2 separate regions of the Homo sapiens genome follow, and region 1 is linked to region 2. Evidence: chromatin loops called from intact Hi-C (ENCODE). Cell type or tissue: GM12878. All regions are shown on one strand. Links, peaks and the distances in the headings refer to the core of each region. The heading gives the core; the rest is flanking DNA.

The links. Peaks named below come from ENCODE experiments on the same cell type or tissue, not always from the same donor. Only the 100,000 strongest peaks of a DNase experiment are listed, where the experiment ranks them.
Region 1: a loop joins it to region 2, with 3 times the contacts of the local background. A loop is called at or near these places in 2 of 110 quality-filtered maps.

Annotation. Positions count from the first base shown.
Region 1 is chr6:15,951,309-15,954,230 of GRCh38, reverse strand. No RefSeq gene overlaps it. Among named protein-coding and RNA genes, the nearest start is that of LINC02543, 42 kb to the left of the region's middle. In GM12878, for the core only: no CTCF peak of the experiment used is centred there; a DNase peak (open chromatin) is centred at 1,526.
Region 2 is chr6:16,041,603-16,044,524 of GRCh38, reverse strand. No RefSeq gene overlaps it. Among named protein-coding and RNA genes, the nearest start is that of LINC02543, 48 kb to the right of the region's middle. RefSeq lists a silencer at 1,212-1,271. In GM12878, for the core only: no CTCF peak of the experiment used is centred there; DNase peaks (open chromatin) are centred at 601 and 1,154; H3K27ac peaks cover 1,114 bases.

The sequences.
Region 1 (2,922 bases), core at 183-2,682, 90 kb after region 2:
GCTAAAGCAGATGACTTAATTAGAGGAAACCAAATAATTTGCCTCCACTGCTTCATATGGCTATTCATAAGATTGCTTTGTTGGTTCCCAGACCAGAAATAAGCATAGAGACCCAGGTGTGTCATCTGTGTTTTTTCATCCCAGGTGAGCCAGGAATAACCATGTTATTTCTGACAGTCATCAAAAGAGAAATTTGGGTTTTGCTGCAGATAAGAAAATAAGAGGCAACAGCTCACAGTGGAAGTATCCCAGCAGATTAAAAAAAATAATATTACAGCCTTGTCATCCAGACTGGTTCTCAATTTTATCATGCCTGAGAATTACCTAAGACTTGTTAAAATCAATTGCCGGGGACTATCCTCACAGTCTCTGATTCAGTAGGTCCAGGATGGGCCCTGAGAATGTGCATTTCTAACAAGTTGCCAGGTGATGCTGATGCAGCTAGTTCCGAGTCCACACCTTGAGAATCAGTACTCTAAAGCAGTGATTCTCAGCCCTGGCTATATGTTATAATGCCCCGGGGGAGATTTCAGAAAGCATTTCCTGGTTCCCACCCCCAGAGATCCTGACCTAATTGAATGGGGGTTGGGCCTGAGCATCTGGATTCTTAAAAGCTTCCCAGCTGATTTAATATGATACCAGGGTTGAGAGCCACAGTATGTCTAGAAGTTTCCCAGGTATACATGCTCTTCTTCCATTCCCAGCTTGGCAACTCAGGAGGAAGATGATGGATATAAACAAGGCATTATTACAAGCCTTGCTGGATGTAAACAAGTCACGTGAAAGTCAACTGAAAAGTAAAGAAAGAATATCTGCTCTGCTTGGTATTTCCTGCTGGTTAGGGCTGATGACAGCTCCAGCTCACAGTGACCCAGTTTGGAATGCTGGGCTCCTGAGCAAAACATCTCCCCCAGAGTCTTCTTTAATTATAAAATAATCAACTCCATATTCCCTCCTTACTTTAACAGAGGGGCTCATTGTGTGGATTTCTGCCCAGTGAGGGGAGGAAATAGCAAGCTGCTCCCAGGAACAGTGACTCTTTTGGGGCCCTTGAAGGGAAGGCAAGGCACCAGTTGGCCAGGACTCATTTACAGAGGGTCTCTTTATTAGTAGTAGTATGAAAAAAGAAATCCTCTACAAAAGAACAATATTTTCTCAAGTTTTAAGTTACTTGTCCTCAGCATGTGGGTTAAAGTTGAGAAAGTTTAGCCCAATGGTTCTCAACCCTCACTGCAGAATAGAATCGCCAGGGACATTTACAAAAACAGCCTGTCTCCACCAGGGTGACTAGCTAGTCCCAGATTCCTGGAATCTTCTGTGTTTTAGCACCGAAAGTCCTACATCCTGGAAACTTCTCAGTCCTGGGCATATAGGGACAGTTGGTCACCATGCCCTATCCAAAACAATTAAATCACAACCTCTGGGTTGTCAGTCCTGGACATCAGAATGTTCAAAAGGTAGCCATGCTCCCCAGGGGATTGTAATGTGCAGCCGAGGTTGAGAACTAGTGGTTTTTTAATTAAATGAAGTGGTGTGCAGTGCAGTGTTTTGGTGCTTTCTGGAGTTCTGATAACATCTGTATATGTTGGAGGTGTGTGTGTGTGTGTACCGTGGTGCTTTCAAGTGGAGGGGAAATGGGCTTCGCCCAGGTGGATGTGATTTCAGGGTCATTTTCTCAGGACTGTTTAAACAATTGTGACATTTCAAGTCTCACAGAGGCTGTGTCTTTAGCAACCACATTATGATCATTTGAAAATGTTTGACCCTCGTGGAGCGTGGTGCTAACAGGTTCACAGGCGTAACTCACTAAGCACTTCAAAAGTGGTCAGCAGTGGGAGTGGCCAGTAATCTCAGTCCTGTTTGAAGGCAGAGTAGAGGTTACCCTGATACTCACAGTCTTTTATAAGGAAAAACCATTTTCCACTTTCATGCAGATTTAAAAAGTGGTAATAAGCTGTGTTTAAAAAAAAATCTAAACTAAAAACAAATAAAACTACAGAGACAGTCAAGTGGGAAAAAAAAATGTAGCCCACAAGATGGTAGATGGTGCTCTTTCAGGGATAATTGCAGAAATGTTCTCTTACAAACCAATAATTTGATTCCCACTGGAGCAAACCAGGAGGCCTCAGCCAGGACAACTTTTCCTCAATGTAAGAAATGTCTAATTCCTGCAAAAGTAGACTATTTGCCTAATTGGTGTGTGGGCAACTTGTGTAATAGTGTGTTGCATCCTCTTGTCCAGAATAGGCTGGACATACCCCACATCAGCTCCCCTCTGGAAACTCAAGTCAACACGACCATGGGGCAGCAAAAGTGCAGGCAGTCAGCACCTAGACAGGAGAGCTTGGAAAAGAAGACTCTGCCTCCAGGAGTTTAACACACAAATGTCCAAAGAACAGCTGGCCAACCAGAAAGGCCAAGCAAATGAAGGCTTCTGGTGGTTTCTTCCTCTCTGATTAATTACAAAAGTAAGCATTTTTATGGAGGAAAGTGAAAAATGAATTTTAATTGGCGGGGGTGGGGGGCGCTATGCAACTCCCAAGAGCTTAATTTAAAAAAATAGTTGACACCTGCCTCTTATGCTTTGGTATCTCAGTTTGAGATGCTAAAACTTGGCAGGTGTATTAGCCTGTTCTCACACTGCTATCAGGAACTACCTGAGACTTGGTAATTTATGAAGAAAAAATATTTAATTGACTCACAGTTCCACAGGCTTAACAGGAAGCATGACAGGAAGGCCTCAGGTAACTTGCAATCATGGCAGAAGGTGAAAAGGAAGCAAGCACCTTTTTCACGTGGTGGCAGGAGACAGAGCAAAGGGGGAAGTGCCACACACTTTTAAACCATCATATCTCATGAGAATTCACTCACTGTCAGGAGAACAGAAAGGGGGAAATCCATCCTCATGATCCAATCACCTCC
Region 2 (2,922 bases), core at 184-2,683:
GTCTTGAGAGGATGGCATGGAGGCCAAAGCAACTCCATCTTAGATTTCTAATCTGGCATGTTGGCTTCTCATTAACTCCAGTTCTGGGAAAGCCTCTAAAATTTCCAGTTTATCTACTGTTCCTTCTGAGAGCAGGTACTTACCATAAATCTTGCCCTTAGGTCCAACAACGTTGCTGTTATCATACTTCAATTGTCCTACACATCCCTTCTGAATCACTCCTCCCCTATGGTGCATAAGCCCTTGGTCTGTGGGATAATGGCACAGGACCCACCATCTTGTTTTCCCACCACCCGAGACACAGACATGGCTTCTGTTCCTAAGTCCCTACTAAATGTTTCTTTCTGAGAAACTGGATATGTCAGCCTCTTTCTTTGGCCTCTTGGCTCCCTGGGAGGCCAAATTATTAAATTATACACAATTTACTGGGCTGAATGGTGCTGCCCCTGAAGCACTGAATTTCAATGGCTCTGAAAGTGAAGATAAGGCCTTGGCCCTCTCCCATTCAGCTGTTGATTAAGAGCTGGTTCTAGTTTCTGGTGTGACCTTTAACAGTAAGTCATGAATTACAATTCCCTAGTGAATGTATTCTCAAGGCATCCTGCCAACTATTATTTCTGAACAGAGCATGTTCACAGACAACAAGCAAAATCATTACGCCAAGACTAATGCCAACTGGCTCAGTGGTCATTTGAAGAAAGGGCAGATCAAGAATTCCTTGTTTCCCCAGCAGCCCTCTTTGCCTCTTGTGTTGTGACACATGCACTTTGTTTCTTCTCATTCATCTCCATTACAGCCTCAACAGCCCAAATTTACATTCTGAAAAAAAATACAGAAGGTCTATGCTTCTGGCCCGATGTATGAGGAAGACAGGCAGCTTCCTAGCTGGAGTAAACTTAAGGGTTGACTGCCTCCCCTAATCAGCACTTGGGTTTTAGAGATGCAAGAAGTATTGGTTCTAGAAGAAGCCTTAAAATAATCTCTTCTGAATATTTTCAGATGACTGTTGCTCAGAATCAGACAAAATCATAGGTGGATATGAAAATGAATAAAACAGAGAGAACCAGAGCAGCTCTGGCTGAAAAGCAGGGTGGTGGGTGGTAGGTGCTTGTGGAGAAGAGTTCCTTGTGTCTGCAGGGAGCAGAGTTAGAAAATCAGTCATCTTACCAAGGTCCATTTTTAGAGATTCAGAGAAGTGAAAGTACTGATCTGCAAACAGACAGGTCAACAGAAACTCGAACTCACACATCCCGACTTTCAGTGTAGTGCTCTTTCCAGATTTTCAAATAACTGGTGGGAAATACGGGTAAATGTGCATTATCAATGGAGGCATTTGAAGAGACAGACAAACTCTTTTAGAATGCAGTAGCACTATAATGGAATCTGAGTAATTTGCATACTATTTTATAAGAAAATGTTAAAACTTCTCTTTTTTTAGTATGTTAATAATGAAAGTTTTTTTAATGCAAGTTAGAAATTAAAATAAAAATTTTAAATATTTCCTTGTTCCAATCCCAAGCTCCTCCCTAGAGGTCACTGCCAGTAGTTTGAGTCACCCATTTATCTACGAACACATACCCACACCTACATCTAGATATACGATTATGTTGTTTGTTGCTAATTACAAAAGTGTATAATGTATATATTGTCCTGGAACTGTAAAAAATAAAGAAAGTGACATCCTTGCATAGGAGTACACTCTTTACTCATTTTTTAGCTGCTTGCATGTGCGGTGTGAATGTATTTTATTTCATTTTTTATTATTATTATTTTTTGAGATGGAGTCTCACTCTGTCACCCAGGCTGGAGTGCAGTGGTGCGGTCTCAGCTCACTGCAACCTCTGCCTCCCAGGTTCATGCAATCCTCCCACCTCAGCCTCCCAAGTAGCTGGGATTACAGGTGTGTGCTACCATGTCCAGCTAAATTTTGTATTTTTAGTAGAGACGGAGGTCTCACCACGTTGGCCAGGCTGGTCTCAAACTCCTGACCTTGAGTGATCTGCCCACAACGGCCTCCCAAAATGCTGAGATTACAGGCACGAACCACCGCGCCTCGCCTGTGAATGTATTTTAATGTGTTTATCCACTCCTCTGTTGGCCAATGTTGAAATGGTTCTCAATGACTTCATTATTACAAGGCTACAATCAAGATTTTTGAACACGCATATTCATCCACTTTTGCAAATATTTATCCCATAAAGATCCTTGGAAGATTTGCTGAGTAAAAAAGACATTTATTTATATTTTTGACAAATGTTGCTGTGTTGCTCTACAGAGAAGTGAGACCAGTTAATGCTCCCACTCAGCACTGTTTGCCAACATTAACACTAAATATTAATCTTTTCCAGCCTCGTCAGTCTGATAAGCAGAGACCTCGCACATCTTTAATTCATCAGATTAAGCTTCTTTTCAAGCATTTTTTTGTATCTATGTATCTATGTAAATACTTTCTTCCATTCCCAAATAGGATATTAAAATTTACATGTTATTTTAAAGACAACTAATATACAGCTAAACTAACTGAAATAATATATACAAGAAGTTTATGGGGTCTAACCTACAGATGGGAAAACCTTAAATAAGTTTTTAACTTCCTTTACCCTATTAGGAACATCAGGACTTCTAGAATTGATACTGGCCCTGTGTATCAAGTACATTTTTCCCCTCATAAAACTTGTTTACTTTTCCAGAGAGCATATCATGCTATTGTGTCTAGGAAATCAGTGAGTAACTAGGTTATCCATCTTACCATTACTTCAAAATATTACTTCAAAATGCTGGATGCAGATGGTGATTAGATGGTTGAGGAAAAAAAAGAAGATTTTTTAAGCTTAAGTAAGAAAGCCAGGGGATTCCAGAGGATTGAAGTTGCTGCTGGATAGATGAGGTTTCACTGTGCTGCTGACAGAAAAGCTGTAGAAG